Regions from separate parts of the Homo sapiens genome. Here region 2 is linked to region 1. The links are chromatin loops, found by intact Hi-C in ENCODE. Cell type or tissue: sigmoid colon. All regions are shown on one strand. Links, peaks and the distances in the headings refer to the core of each region. The heading gives the core; the rest is flanking DNA. Region 1 overlaps LOC107984377 (a long non-coding RNA gene). Region 2 has its middle 64 kb from the start of SESN3.

The links. Hi-C counts contacts between places; a loop is a spot of excess contacts. Peaks named below come from ENCODE experiments on the same cell type or tissue, not always from the same donor. Only the 100,000 strongest peaks of a DNase experiment are listed, where the experiment ranks them.
Region 2: a loop joins it to region 1, with 2.6 times the contacts of the local background. A loop is called at or near these places in 3 of 110 quality-filtered maps.

The regions. Positions count from the first base shown.
Region 1 is chr11:95,701,172-95,709,509 of GRCh38, reverse strand. LOC107984377 (a long non-coding RNA gene) reads right to left here. Exons shown (of 2, transcript XR_001748337.2): 2 at 8,336-8,338. Among named protein-coding and RNA genes, the nearest start is that of FAM76B, 84 kb to the left of the region's middle. In sigmoid colon, for the core only: CTCF peaks have their summits at 3,570 and 3,770 (motif pointing right); a DNase peak (open chromatin) is centred at 3,789; H3K27ac peaks cover 200 bases.
Region 2 is chr11:95,291,342-95,299,679 of GRCh38, reverse strand. No RefSeq gene overlaps it. Among named protein-coding and RNA genes, the nearest start is that of SESN3, 64 kb to the right of the region's middle. In sigmoid colon, for the core only: no CTCF peak of the experiment used is centred there; a DNase peak (open chromatin) is centred at 3,339; H3K27ac peaks cover 403 bases.

The DNA.
Region 1 (8,338 bases), core at 220-8,219:
AGAAGGAACCAGCCATTTGGAGAGCAAATGTCCACTGTTTAGTGAGGCTAAAAGCATACAGGATACGTGATTAACAACTGAATTCAGAGCTCTCTTATAGAGATAAGTTCCTCTCAGGAATTATGCAAAATGCAATGAGAGAAGTCATGGAGAAGAAATGATTAGATCAAGAGAAAGGCGTATTAGGCCCAAGGCCTTGTTCTTGGTGCTGTGTGATATGAATAAACATCAGCTATCACTACTTGCCCTCCAGGAGCTTAAAAATCTGCTGGGGATGTTACCCCCAAAGCATGCGACTACTTAGAGAACCAGGCATGAATGAAATAATAAAACTTACAAGAGAAATAAATAAATAAACTTACAATTAAACAACTAGGTAGTTTAATTGATGAGTTATTGGTATTGACCACGAGCGATATGAAGCATTGTAAAGACTCAAAAGAAAGCATGCCGGAGAGATAAAAACATTTTTAACTAGTCCCTGAAAGATATGTGGGTTCTGGCTAAGTCATGAAGCCAAGCCAATGGAAATGGAATGAGCAAAACTGTGAGAAACAATATAGGAGATGGTGAGGAATCCAACTTGGTGCAGGCTTTGTACAGAGGATTAGTGGGAGATAAAGCCCAGAAAGTGGGAGGGGGTAGAGTGTTCTGGGCTTCAAAGGTCATGGCAAAGAATTTGAATTGCTAGGAATTGTGAAGCCATTGCAGCTTTTTAAAAGAAAAGATACTGTTAAAGGACATTTTAGGAAGATAAAGCAGGGAGTGGGTAATAGGTACTGAAAGAAGGCATGGAAGAGGAGGAATGTGCTCTGGTAACATGCTAAGCTCTTCCCTGCCTATGGCTTTTCATCCTGCAGTTCTCCGGCTAGATCATGCTTCTCCTTGCTCTTCAAATGGCTGGTTCCTTCTCACAGCTCAAATGAGACCTCACCTAAAAGATCCTCCTTGATGCCTCCTTTCTACCATATCGCTTTCTTTATTTCCTTCATACAAATGACCACAATCCAAAATTATCATATTCATGTATTTGTTGATTTTGTTACTGTTTCTCTCCCTTAATACAATGTGAGCTCCTTCAGGACAGTAATCATATCCAACTCTTTACCGCTGGACAAACCCCTACCCCCCAACCCCACCATGTCCTAAGCAGTGCCTGGCTTGTGTTAGACAGAAAAATAAAATAAAATAACTTATGAACAAAACTGTAATCTGGACATTATTTTTGATGGCTATTATAATATTTCAAGCAGGAGGTAATAAAATATAAAATGTAATTTATTAGGAATAGACCCAGAATGGAAAAGATAATCATGTGCATTTTCAAAAAGTAGACATGAAAAGCAAAAGAAAGATTGATTCATTCTGTCATATGTCTAGTTAACTCATTGCTTTTTTTTTTCTCTCTGAATAGGACTGTATGTCTTAGTGTCTGCCAGAATTAAGAAGGCCTCACTTTTCTGAGTAAGACCTTTATAGATTTTTTAAAAATAATAAGAACAGAAATTAAAAGATACTGAAGAACATACATTCATAAAAGTGTTTTAATCTTCTTTATTCCAAACAATTCAGTGCCGAGTAGATCCAGCTATTGTATGGTTCCCTGCTGTCTACCTAAGGGTGGAACTTTTCTCCTGTCTTAAGAATCTTGGTTGAAAAGCTGCCATGGCTTTTTCTGCAACAGCGGGAGGTGGCAGGGGGTTGCACATAGAGTAGCTGAGTGTCTGAGCCTGAAGAAGCAACTATTCTTAGGGATTGAAAGTACTCCCATCACTCTCACTGATGTTCAGCACTGAAATTGTGAAGTCCACAGTGACAATCATTCTTATTCTTCTTGTACTTTATTTGAGGTATTGCCAAGATGATCTTTAGTAGGGTAAGATACTCCTAAACACATAAAATATAACAGTAGGTAATACTTTTTAAACCCTATTCATGCATCAGTTCATTTAATTCTTGCAACAATGTTATAAAGTAAATACTATTACTATCCTCATTTTATATACGAATGCAACACAGAATATTTTAAAAATTTGCACAAGTTCCCAGTTAGTAATGGCAAAGCTGGGCTTTGAAACCTACATGCAGTTGGGCTCCAGAACTGACACACTTCACCCTATCCTGCTTGTCATGGTACTTGCTACAGGCTCTCTTCCTTGATGTGCACGTGCAGTCTAATTCCAGTGATGGGTGCGCGGCCCTTAGTGCTGTTGTATGCCGGTGCCAGCTTGTGTGGGCTCACAAGAGCTAACTAAGCACAATTTTCCCCAGTTCTGCATTCAGTGATGTCATATTAGTAGCTTATATTTTGCCATGGTGGAAATATTTACACCACAGAAATCAGCAAACACTGGAAGTTAGGGCTCCCGTATTCCCGACAGAGAGCTGCGTTATCAGCACCTCACCAGCACTCTACTGTCTTAGTGTACTTTGCATAAAAAATGATGTCATCTGCTTCCCAGGAGAATAAAAAGTGTCTGTTTTCATATGATTTCAGGATTTTTTAGGCTTGTTTCCAAAGGATCACTCATAACACTTATATGGTAGTTGTGCTTACATGGTAGTTACACTCTGTCTACATTTACATTATGCAAATTTGAGTACGTGTGCCTATTAAAAGGAAAACCCAGAGACATAACAATTTCAGTAGTGTGGACAGTTCTACGAACTCTTGCAAGTGGGGAATATTTCTCTTGGAGTGAGCCTAGATTGGCAGGGCTACAAGAGCTCTGGGGCAGTGTAATGTAGGGAAAAGAATGAACTTTGGGATCCACAGGTTCAAATCCTGTTACTTACAAGCTGTTTGACTTTGGACAATACTTTAGTCCCTCTCAATTCCATATTTTATTAGGTATATTAAACAAGAAAACCTATGATGGTTCTGTTCCCCAACACCCTCAATAATTTTTTGTTACCTGCCCCTTTCAAGAATCACTTGGAGGGGCCGGACTTCACCACCTCACAGTGCTTCTCCAGAGGGAGGGAAACCTGTTTAGGCTTGGGTCCTGATATGTAGTCTTGGAAAGATGTCAATGAGGCAGTGTGAGCAGTGACATGGATCCAGAAGCGGAGGACAGACAGCAGCAGAACTGCCTTGCAACAAACACAAGCTGATGGCAAAAACAAACAACAAAACGACTAAATGATGACATACAAATATCAGTGCAAAATCACAGCAGAAATGAACAATGACAGTTGAGCCTCAGCTCCCAACACCCAGCCCGCAAAAGTGCTAAACTCTGAAAATTGTAGCAAAGGTAAACAAGTGCGCTCAAAAACTTTCAGATGAAACTAGATGCTCATTAGAAACATTGTTTTAAAAAGAGGAGGGAGTGAAAAGGAAATAAAGACTATTCTATTATTTTCTGCCTGACTCCTTTTCTGTTCTTCTCTCCACTTCTTTTCCTTTGGGGTTCTTTCTCTTGGTTCTCCTTTGCTCTGTCTCTCTGGCTTGTTCTTTACTTCCTTCTGATTGTCTCTTGTTCTTACTTCTATGTGTGACAGGAGGTAAAGAAATTCGGGTGATAGATTCTTCTGCTCTTAAATCAAGCCATGTCTGATCTTCCTGGAAGGCATCCTAGGACCAGGGGTCTGGGTGGTGAGGAGAAATCCGAAATTCTCCTTCCAAACCTCCAATATGATCCTCTCTGCCCAGCTCCAAGGCTGGCGCTTTCTTCCTCTCAATTTATTTCACAGTCCAGGATACACTTGTCCAATTGGTGCTTTGTAACTGTGAGTCGGCCTGGGTGTTGGCATGCTTGGAGCCGACAAAGAGGAGAAACAGTAGGGGGCGCTCTCTAACCAGGGCGGGAGCTGCCAGCAATGCCTTTCTAGGCAAGGCCGGACTGCGGCTGTATCTTTCTTAAATTCGAAATCAGGAGCTTCCCAGCCCATTAAAGGAATTGACATACCTCAGTTCCTGTATCACTTGCCACTTTCACTTTATTTAGCTCTTTCATGATGTTTTGAGGAGTGAAGGCTGGGAAATTTGTGTCCTAAAGACATTATGCAAGCTTATCTTGGCAAATGAAATTGAAAACTTGATTAAGAGCTCTTCATATTCTGCTCAGATGTCAGGTAAGATGCTAGTCTTTCAGACAAAAACACCTGGCATGCCCGATGAAAGTATATTTTCTTTCCTAGCACTTAGTTTTTGCATCATATTGCTAAACTTTATGGTAATACATAAACAAATAAATACAGTCCTTTCTTAGAAGTGTGAAGAAAAATCTATTTCTGCTTGAGAGGAACCTTGGGAATATTTAGAAGACTCAGTATAAGTGGGGCATGAGGTTGTTCTCAGTAGCGTGTCACTATGGTAACACATGCCCAATAGCCTGGTCCTTGGCCCAGTGAAGGGATAGCACCTGGCTTAGGGGTTGACACAGAGTATAAACTCAGGAAGTGTTGGATTGAACATCCACTTTCTCCTTATTTTATGTTCAAGGGCGTAGGATATTTTATCTTTGTTTACTTTTCCTTTACTTTTTTTTTTCCCCCGTGAAGAATGCAGTAAAAATATTCAGGGCTAAATGGAAACATTAGGGTCACCTAGGGCAGCCCTGTGACATTTTGTTTTTCAGAAGCAGCTGTTTCCCTGTCCTTTCCTATCTTCCCATTCCTCTGTGAATTCCATGATGTTCTCTTGCAATAATGGCCCTGAACTATTCCATTCCACCTGGATCCATTGCCTTTCCTCCCTCTCCTCTCCATTAGAATAACACTTTTCCATGCCTATGAGAAATTAATATGTCAGTTCTTCTGGTACTGTTATAAATTCAAAAATTTTAAAAGTTCATAGTTACATTTTTACTTGTCCAACCACTTGACCCAGTTTTAGATTTGTAAAATATGTTCACTATATTCAAGATCCCCTGGTAGTTAATCTGAAGAAATGTCCTGATCAGTGTTTGAGTAGAAGCTAATGACTAAATTTGTAATCACCCCTTTCCCTCTAATTGCACTTTAAAAAAGGGAGCGAAGAATTTCAGGCACATGGTAGCCTGATGAAGGAGGTGATTTGGGGGTGGGGAGGCCATTTAGTTCTGTCAAATCACACCCTCTATGAGGAGAGTTACATACTGCAACAAAATCTCCTGGGACCCTTCTTCTGCAGCCTGGTGCCTTCCAGTATATAGTAGGGCATATTCAAATAGGAATAATCCTGCTAAAGCAACATTCTGGAAGGGCTGTTTCTAATATTTGCTTACCCTGATCACCAGAACCTTGGTTGTGATTTTCCACTGGGCAGATCCAGTCCAGATAATTATCCATCAAGATATTTTCTTACTGGGGGATTTATATGAGGTGTTACACAAATGAAGGAGAATAATTAAACCCATAACCAAGGAATATACTAGGTTCAACTATGTACTTAACGAGCAAATACAAACACACACACATACACCACCACCACTCCTGCAAATAATATATAGTCAAGCAATTGCAGTATTTCATATCTTAAGTTATTACAGAACTGATAAAAGGTTTATCCAGGGATACCTAAAGGAAATGTCTCTGCCTGGCCCATGTATAGATCTTTACTTCCCCCCCACCTTTTCATCTAATTCTAGTATGTGATTTTATTATCTTTTATGTGACACTATTCCACATTCCCCATAGGTTTCTATTGGAATGGTTACTTCTTGAATCGGAGCACTTAAACTACTTGAGAAGTCTCAGGCTTTCTATCTGCAATTGCTTCGAGTTTACGCCTTAACATGAGTTTCTATCAGCTGTATCTCTTTAGTTCTCATTACTCTTCTTCTAAGCACAACTGCCTGGATCTGTGTCATGCTAGAACTTTTAGAGATTTTCTTTTTTTCAGTCAGCTCACAGCACTGGTCACCTAGGAATGACTTAACTCTTTCCTGTGCTTCACTTCATTTTTTTCAGCTCTCTCATTCAGTGGAGGCAGTGTGAGTAGTTATATAAATAACTCTAGCTTTTAATTGAGAAGAGAACAAATTCCAACTCAATAACTACCTAAAAGTCTTTCCATTGTGAAAATGCCGTCAACTTAGGCATCTTCCTCCATCTTTTTGGTGTGCATAGAATAACCATTTTTGTTTTTGCCTAAAACATGCAGTTTCACAGTTATGCAAACCTGGGACAAGGTCTTTTCTCATATTAGGGTGAGAATGAGGCCAAGAGAGCAAGCAGTGCAGCCTGTGTCATTGTCTATCTGCTGAATGTTGGTAGCCCTTCTTCTAAAGAGAAACCAACACAGAGAAAACAGGCAGTATTGCTAAAAAACCATCTGTGAATGGTGCGGTAGGTCACAGGAAACAGAACATCTTTTGGGGCTCCCCCACCCCCATAGAAAGAATGCAAGACTTGGGACTATTCTATAAACTTTTCAGCGCCTTAATGGGTGGTTGCTGAGGACCCTGGGAATATAATCCAGTAAGTTTTCGCACTTATCCCCTCCCCACCAAATAAACAAGTTGCACTGGTTTTCCTAAATCTCTCTCTGAAGACTTGGTTGAAATTGAAGTGGTCAGTATTATGTTGGGTCAGAGGTTAAATTCTGGACTAAATTGGGGGAACACAGAGACTTAGAAGGATTGAGGATAAGTGATAAAGTTTTTGTTAAACTGTAAAATGCATTTAGGATTTAACATTTAAGCACCATTGTTTAGAAAATGCCATGATTCAAGCTGACATGAAAATGTGTGTGTGTGTGTGTATTCATATGGCTCCTTTCCCAGCTCTTAAAGCCTCGCCATGACTCACTGCTCTTTTTCCCCCAGTAAATAATCTTCACCATGAATTGAATTAACTGGAAATGACAGATAGCAATGTTTTATTTTATTATTACTATAAATCAGTAGTAGCTAAAGGATGTTTGCTTGGTAGGTCTGGACTCTTTAGTCTTTGAGTTTCCTGAAGGTCAGAGGTTTTTAAAATTCAGAAGGGTATTAAGTGTGGGTCCTGAGGTTATCTTTCTGTTTGCGAGAGGGATAGACTAGAGATAATACTTTTTAAATACTTCTTTTTTTTTTTTTTTGACAGAGTCTCGCTCTGTCACCCAGGCTGGAGTGCAGTGGCGGGATTTTGCCTCACTGCAAACTCTGCTTCCTGAGTTCAAGCAATTCTCCTGCCTCAGCCTCCTGAGTAGCTGGGATTCTAGGTGTGTGCCACCATGGTCAGCTAATTTTGTTTTTTGTTTGTTTGTTTGTTTTGGTTTTTTTGAGACGGAGTCTCACTCTGTCACCCAAGCTGGAGTACAGTGGCGCGATCTCGGCTCACTGCAAACTCCAACTCCCGGGTTCTTGCCATTCTCCTGCCTCAGCCTCCCGAGTAGCTGGGATTACAGGCGCCCGCCACCAGGCCCAGCTAATTTTTTTGTATTTTTATTAGAGACGGGGTTTCACTGTGTTAGCCAGGATGGTCTCAAACTCCCGACCTCAGGTGAGCCACCCTCCTCGGCCTCCCAAAGTTCTGGGATTACAGGTGTGAGCCACTGCTCCTGGCCTAAAAGACTTCTTATAACCCAGGAGAATTTAAAACATAAAAAAAAGGACTTCTTATAAAAAAAATTTTTTTTTTAGTAGAGATGGCATTTTGCCATGTTGGTCAGGTTGGCCTCGAACCCTTGACATCAGGTGATCCACCTGCCTCGTGGTGGTGGACGTCTGTAATCCCAGCTACTGAGGAGGCTGAGACATGAGAATAGCTTGAACCTGGGAGGCGGAATTTGCAGTGAGCCGAGATTGTGCCATTGCACTCCAGCCTGGGCAGCAGAGCGATTCTCAAAAAAAAAAAAAAAAAGTTTCTCCTGGTTGCTTTCTGAATGAATGGCTTGAGCATTTAGGTTCTTTTTTATAGGGAAATTTTTCTTTATTGCAGTGAAAGAAGTTAAGATGCTTCAGGAACTGAGGCTGCTTTATGCAGCACTTAACACAGTAGTAAGAAAGTACTCTGGATGCATTTGTTGATTAAATGATTGAAAAGTCAGCTGCTCGACTCTTTTCTCTATTAATAAAAACAAATGTAATCCTGGCACACAAACTGTAATCTGAAAATGGGTTTTAGAAATCCACTCTACTGAATAAATGGGCCATTAGAGCCTTTCATTATTGAGGTTAAGAAGGTACATTAGACTAGATGGAGGTGGGAATGAGGAGGAGGGAGAGGTATGTTTAACGATTTCTAAATGTTGATAGAGAAGACATTTTAGCTCCCAAGTTTTCATCTACCTAATATTCCTACTGACAGCATAAAAAATCATAATGTCTGGAAATTATCAGGAACTGTGAAGGGTTGAGATTTTATCCTACTTGTAAGTTAATACATTAGCCTGCTACAGTTTCATAGATGCTGACAGAACTCCTGG
Region 2 (8,338 bases), core at 311-8,310, 410 kb after region 1:
TAATTGCCTTCAGGAATGCTTTCTTCCGAGGGGAAAAAAAAAAAATCACAAAACCTGTAGCTCTCCAGGACTCCTCCCAGGCCCTAGACTCTGACCCGGCTCTGCAAATGTCCACTCTCAAAAGGTTCTGGAACGGTCTACCGGCATGTTCTTTGAGGCAAACAGCCTGACTTCCGCCCTCCCTTTATGGGGCCCAAATTATCAAAGGCTTAGATGTCACAGAAAAGTGCAGGAAGAGGTGGGAGGAGAAAGGGATCATGTTTTGTTTTCTGATAACCATGAATTTTCGTTGTTTCATCTGGCTTTCAGCTTTCATCAAAACAAGTTGTTTACCGAGATTAATGTTGGGTATAATAAAGGCCCCAGACAGTTCTACCTGTGGGTACTGAGACTCAATAATGCCGTTCTCAAATTACACTCTTCGCTTCCATGGGGCAGCTTCAGTGTGTTATTGTGAGCTGCTTTCTGCTGATTTAAAGTGAGATGACATGGAAACAGATTAGTGAAAACCACAGACATTATAAATTGCAATTTGGCCTCAAAAGATGAATGAAGAAGAAATGCTTTGATGTGTGATTCAGAGCTGAGCTGCAGTATTTACAGAAAAACATGTCTGCAGGGAAAGAGAGAGAGAAAAAGAGAGAAGCACAGAAAGGAGCCTTTGGGTATGGAAAAGGATATTTTCTCAAATTATAGATGACCTAAATAAATCTGAGGGCTCAAGTAGAGAGTGCAGGGGTTTTCTTGCAACTTCATTAAGCCCGTAAGGGTTGATATTGAGGGGATTTACACGATAGGACATCTGGTCTGAGAAAACATTGCAGTATCTAATCTAATTCTTACCTGGCAATCCTGTAAATTCAGGGCTGCAGAGAGACAAATGGCTGCAGGGACCCCCTGCAATATTTCTTTATACTTGCCCTGCTCCCCAGTAGATGTTTCATGGCCACTGCCCGACCAGAACAGAGGCCCGCTGGGACATTCATCCCTCTGCCCTTCTCCCAGTGCAGGATATACAGCCATTCTGAGTACTCTCTGGAACTCTGAGACTGAAGACCGCAACCATGGCAGCTCCCTGACCTTACAAGCAACTAGGATGTCCCCAGCCAGTGCCCACCTCTCCCCCGACTCCCAGCTCAGGCCTTGACTGATTTAGACTTAGTGGCATCATGAAATGTTAGATAAGAAAGTCCATTAGGGAATCAGAAAAACAATCCTCCTAAACTTACAAATGGGTGATCTAAGGCTCAGAGAGGTCACTTCACTTTCCCAGGGATACACAATTGGCTCTTGTGCACCCCACTGGGGAACACAAAACTTCATAACAGAATGAACATAGTGAAGCCCTAATAAAAACAATGCCTAAGAAGTGTGTAATGCTCTTCCCTCCAGCTTCCTATATCTGCTACCTATAGAAATAAGGGGTGCTCAGAGGCCCTTTGGGCTTTCCCCTTTCTTGGGGTAAAGGGCACAGAAAAACATGGAATCTGTGAGTCAGATGTCAAATTAGATTTTACATGTAACTATTACTGCTGATATTTATTGAGCAGTTACTCTGTACCAGGCACTGCTTATATATATTAACTCATTGATTTCTCACAACTACACTAAGAGGTAGATACATTTATTCCCATTATACATATAAGGAGACTGAGATTTAGAGATATGATGCAACTTCCCCAAGGTCACACATAAGGAATGGCAATGCAGACCTCTACCCTAGGCAGTTCTATGTGAGCCCAGAGTCTGAGTTCTTTAACCACTGCCAGCAGATTTCAAACCCTGGCACATCTCTGAACCACTTGGGTGCTTGTGAGCAACACAGTCAGCTGGGTCTCTCCCTTGGACTCCTCCCAGCACCTCCTGGTTCAGTGCCGCCAACTCCCAGTTCTCTCCCCTCTCCTTCTTTCATCCTGAAAACATTCCCTTACCATTTGCATAGCTTATCTGACAGCTGATCACTCTCCCCTGAAACCTAACTGTGCCCTCTTGACTCCTCATTTCTTGTGTGATCTCTATTTTAAGGCTGCTCTGGCTCTCTTTTCATCTTTTTACTATACAGACAGTAATGCTTTGTAAACACCAGTTTACATTGACACCTGTGCTAGCAGTATGCTTACTCTATTTGGAGGCGAGGAGCTGGGATAAGGGGAATTTGTGCCAAAGCCTATCTCCTTTTGATGTCTCCTGTTCACCTAGCAAATATTCATGGAACAATTTCTGTCTGCTGAGCACCTTGCTGCTGCCCATATAGAATTGAGTAAAATATAGCTCCTAGCCTCAAGAGCTTATAGTCTAGCTCTTCTACCTGAAAAATAAGAATACCACCTCCTTCTTCACAGAACTATCCTTCATTCATTTACTCACTTAGCAGATGAGTATTAAGCATCTTCCTTTGTGCCAAGCAACTTTTAGGAACTAGTAAGAGGAGCTTTGGTCCCTAGGACCTTATAGGGGGAGAGGTTCTGTAGAGGATTATACCTCAGTGTAACTGTGGGAACCAGAGGGATACTTATCACCTGCCAAAATGAGCCAGAAATATGCTCCCTGAGGTACCCTGGAGCTAAATCTTGAAGGACTAAATGGCTAAATGAGGAAAGGAGAAGGGAAGGACATGCAGGGAATGACAAGGGCAAAGGCAGAGAGAGACATTAGAAGCAGATTGTGTTAAAAGAATGCATATTGACTTCTGGGGCTCTAGGTGGGGCAGCAGAAGGGGAGAATAGGAAGTGAAAGTGTGAGGGTTGTCTGGGGCCGAAAATAGGAAGACCTTCCCTTTCTGTTCAGCCTGCTTCTTGACCTTCCTTCACTAATCTAGGATGCTAACGTTGCGTCTCATAGGTTTGCGGGAGTGTGAGGATTTCTCTCTACTTACCACTTGCCCTGTGTATCACTTACCCATCGCTTTGACCACCTCTATGGGCATCCCTCAAGGATCCTTCTGTTTAGACAGTGACCTTGGCATCACTCTGCCCAGCACCTCTGTATGAGTCATTAGCTCACCACACAGACCGCCAACCATTTAGAGGTCAAAGCTAGTTTATTACAGCAGAAAGAAGTCTCAGAGCCCAAATGCTATACAAGTATTTAATTATGGGTGCACAGTTTAATTACTTAGTCCAGCTTTATATGACTTAATTTATAAATATAATTTACAGTTCCCTTGTTTCTTTCTCAAGCCATTTAGTTCATTAATAGTGCTGACTATAAGAGCTCTTCAGTCCTTTCCTGCTGGGCTACAGGCCAGTGGTTACCAAGGTAAGGGGAAGGGGGGCAGGGATGTTGGGAGAAGTCTGCTCCTGCAAGAAACACTTTATCACTGGTGTTGCTAGGAATTTCCAGTGCATGGTGATAACAAAAAGCAGACTGACTTTTATTTGGTTTTATTATTGCTTTCAAAGCCTGTAAATGCTAACACCCCCCTCCACCCCATTGCCTGCACCCAGAATAGAACACTTGCCCCTCTGCCAACCCCATGCCTCTTCTCTAGGCACAAGCTTTAGTTCCTCATTGAAGCCATTTCTCAGCAACAACCTTCTAGGGCTTCCTCTTAGGTCTCCCTAAGTAGCATTTGTTCATTCAACCAGTGTTTATTCAGTACCTACTCTGTGCAAGACATTATTAGCAATGGACTGAAAAACCAGGGTAAAATATAATACAACAATTAACAGTTACTGCACACTCACTATGCACCAGGAACTGGGCCAAGCTTTTGCAAACATTGCATTTAATATTTAGAAAAACCCTGGAAACAAAGCTCAGATTGTTTAAAACAGTGGCTGTTGACCCTGACTGCATAGCGGAGTCACCTGGGGAGGTTTGACGCTGGAGCCGACCCTCTAGAGTTTTTTATTTAATTGGTCTGGGGTATTTCCTGGTCATCCAGATATTAAAGAACAAAATAAAACACCTTTTCAGGCAATTCTAATGTGCAGCCATGTTTAAGAGCCACTGATATAAGTAATTTTCCTAAGATTCCACGAATAGAGCAGGAAAGACAGGCGGGCTGGCCAGCTGGCCACCTGAGCCCTACTGCATGCCGGACTCAGCAGCACTAGGTCCTTTTACTACTAAGGATATAACAGAGGACATGTGCCATAAAAAAGATAAGACAGTATTAAAGTTCAAGGGACAATGAACTTGGACAATTCTTCATGAAAGACCTAACTTATTGGTTATCGTTGTAAAGCATTTGCAGGCTATGCAGAAGTAGTCAAATGGTAGGGCAGGACTTCTAGACAGAGACAACCACATAAGCAAAGGTGTGGAGGTTGAAAAACATGGACAACGTATAAGGATCAGTGAGCAGACACCATGTGCGCTGCGACAGCTGAGGGCAATTAGGCAGGAAAGGTAAGTCAGGGACAGGTCGTAAAAAACAGTTCTTCCCAAACTTCAGATTAAGGCACGTGTAGAATAATGATCATATGTGTAGCGTACATCAGGGGAAAAGGACAAGGCTCTGTGGTGGATCAGCCTCTCAGCGTATCTGGCACACCCACTGGGAAGTTTTGGTTTAAAGCCTTGAATAGAATCCAAGAAGTGTGAGCTTCATTCTGTGGGTAACAGGGAGCTGATGAAGATTTTATATTGAAGTAGGAGATTGTGATAGGATCCAAGCTGGATATTTTTAATACAAATCTAGGCATTGTCACAATGGCCTTCAAAAGACAAAGACTTGACTTGTTAAGTTTCTGCCAAGCATGACTGATAGAATGCTTTCATAATATGTTATGATTTGCTATACAGGTAGTGTCTTTCCTGCTAGACTCTGAACTCTTTAACAAGAGAGACTGTTTTATCTCTTCAAAAAAAATTCCAGTGCGTAGCACAGGGCTTGGCACACAGGAGGTATACAATTAGTATACCACTCATTAAATTCCATTCAGCAGGCAGCCATCTATTTCAGAGTCAGGGAGCAAAAGATGATGCAAATGCATGTATATTAAAAAGAGAATAGAGACTAGAAGGCCCTGGGCAGACAGAACTGGTTTTCGGGGGTAGTTTCCTTCCTCAAGCCTCTGCTCTTCTTCTGTAACAGCGACAATAGAAACTACCCAGCAGGAATGTGGTGAAATAACACACAAGGGGTGCATGGCAAAGGCTTGGCACCCAGCTGTCCCCCATAAAGGGGCATTTAATATTTAATTTTCAAATGCTTTAAGTCAAATAATGAGGATCATATTAATAGTTCCGATTTGTATGAGTTACATTTTCCTTTGTAAATGTACGTTTTGTTAGATGTGTGTGTGGCAGGGTTGCTGAGTTTATAAGCCTGAAGTTCTGGTTGTTGCCCTTAGTTAGCGTTCCACACAATCACCAGGTGTGAATAATCACATTGACTGCTTGTTGAGAATTCACTATGTTTTAGGTCCAATGTAATGGACCAATACATAACATATATAGATAAAACATTAGGTCCAATGTTATATATTTTATCTCACTTACTCATCTAATCCTGCACAGGGGACGCCAAGTATGGCCCTGGGACTGCTTTGCATAGCCCTCAAGATAATTGTATATTTTTGAAGGTTTAAGAAACAAAAAGAATTTGATACGAAGACTATCTGTATTGTAAAGCCTAAAATATTTACCCTCTGGCCCTTTTCAGAAAAAAATTTGCCAATCCCTACCCTATAAGATAGGTACTAAAAGTGTGTCCACTTTGCAAATGAGTAAACTGAGTTTTCGAAAGGTAAAGTAATTACCCAAGGCCAGACAGATAAATGGCAAGTCTTGGTTCTAAATCTAATCTCATACCCATGGCCTTAAACACTAGCTTTATTGCCTTAAATTACAGTAAAATGTTTCCTTTCCCTTTAATGTAAGCCCAAACTTGACCCATCCATAGCTTGATCCTAAAGAGTTTGTGACATGACTTCTCTGTTGCCAACATCCCTGAACATGCTGCATCTCACCTCTCCTTATGTTAAAAACAAAGAACAGGCCAGGCATGGTGGCTCACGCCTGTAATCCCAGCACTTTAAGAGGTCAAGGCGGGCAGATCACCTGAGGTCGGGAGTTCGAGACCAACCTGACCAACATGGAGAACCCCATCACTACTAAAATTACAAAATTAGCCAGGCGTGGTGGCGCATACCTGTAATCCAAGGTACCAGGGAGGCTGAGGCGAGAGAATTGCTTGAACCCGGGAGGCGGAGGTTGCCGTGAGTTGAGATGGCACCATTGCACTCCAGCCTAGGCAACAAGAGCAAAACTCTCTCTCAAAAAAAAAAAAAAAAACCAAAAAACTGGCCCCAACTGTCTATCAGTTTCCTCTCCCATACTCCTCACAGAGTTTCCAAAGCGGCAGAGGGTCAAGGGCTTCCAGGAGAGTTACAATCCACAGGAGAGCCTGCTGAGAAGGAAACAAAGTTCATTGTCTTCAGGCAGTCTGGATTCTAGCTGTGGGGGAAGGAAGAGAACTAAGGGTTTCCTTCCAAAGGAAAGCATGGCCAGGGTCTTTCAGTAAGCACAAATCCGAGCCACCTCCTTGTCACTCTGTCTGGGTTTTGGGGGAAAAAGACACCTGAAAACCACACTGGTTCAAGCTCCAGCAGCTCACCAGCTGAGAAAAGCAGCTGCGCCCCTTTCATCTGTTCCATATTCAGCAGGGTGATTAGCTTCATGTTCTGACCCCAAAAGAATGATAGAATGATGCCTACAGTAAGCGCTGTGCTATCCTGTCCAGCTGGGAAGTGAGGTGCCCTGTTTTATCAAATACACTGTTTCATGGGAAGCTGCCACATATACCATCAGTGGGCAACCAGGATGCAAGGACACAGAATTCATAAAATACACTTTGTACCTAAACTATGCAGAAGGTAATTCCTTTTCTTTTTTTTTTTAAGATGTTTCAGCAGTCATGGTGCCTCAGAGCACTGTCTTGGAAGGAAGAAGGTGCATAAAATGGAAATCACATTTATCAAGTTCTATGCTGCTGCTAGTGCTGAACAGGATACCTTAAATAAATATGCCTTTTAACACTGACAATCCCCAGTGCTTGTTATATCTACTTTATAGAAGAAAAAAACTGAGGTTCGAGGTGGGTTCCTTCATTCATATATTTAAGTGCCTCCTAGGGACCTCAGTACTGGGGACACTAAAATGTACAATAAAGACCCTGTCCCTGCCTCACAAAGCTTGCATCCTTGTAGGGGAGTGTCAATTCAACAACCACACAAGTAATTAATTAATTATGGTAGGGAAAGTGAAAATGCTGTGAGAACAAGTAGCAGAGGGAGCCAACCCAATCTGGAGATCCAAGAAGACCTCCCGGAGGAAGCGAGATTGAAGTTGAGACCCGAGGAATTACTCAGGAGGGGGGCAAATGAGCACTCCCCACACCAGCACCACGGAGCCCCAACAGCAGAAGGAAGCATGGCCTTTCAAAGAAGGGAAAACATGCCAGGACAGGTAGAGCAGAGGCCAGAGGTGGAACTATCATAAGGTGAAGCTGGTGAGATTAGTACAGCCTCAGCCACCAGCGCCAGCCTTGCAGACCAAGCAAGGATGTTGGACTTTATTCCAGGAAGTGGCGGAGAAACACAGCAGTCCTTCAGGAGGTCAGACTTTCTAGTAAGAAGCAAGTGATCAAATCGAGGTTGGAGTCTAAAGTCCATGCTTTTTCCACTGTACCCAGCACATTTATGTGATGGAAAAAAAAAAAAAAAAGTCTGCAGGTGTGATTGATTGATAGGATCTTCTAGCTCACAGAAAGAGTCTGGAGTAGAAGGAAAGCCCTGGAGTAAGAGTCAGAAATCTTGAGTTCTAGTTCTGCCTCTGGCCATTCCTAATTGGGCAGCTTGGCTACGTCTTTTTACCTCCACAGACCTCAATTTCCTTACTTCTAACAGAAAGGGTTGGACTAAAGCCATGCATACCCCATAGTAAATACTCAGTAAATCTTAGCGGCTACTTCTATCAGCCTCTTTGCTCTCTAATATTCTCTGTCAGTATAAATTCCGTGACTATGATTGTACTTTTTCAGATTCTCACTTACCAGGCATGGTCATCAACCTTAGTTATCTCTAGAGTAAGGTGGTATAATTATTCTTTTGACATAATCCTGGAATTCTCAAATAACATTTAGGAACTCTCATCTCCAGAAGGAATCCTGGATTTTATGGCTCACTTAAATGTTCACATAATTGATTTTCCCCTCTTACAGTATTTATCCATATAACCCACGGGCAGAAATTGAATTATGGTTCTGAAGGGACTTACTGTTATAATATTGGCAGAGTTTTCATAGGTTAAGTGATAATTAAAGTTTAAATTTCACAGAGGTCACACAGCTTTTAAGTGTGATTCCCCCCACCACTATATTATAACAAAG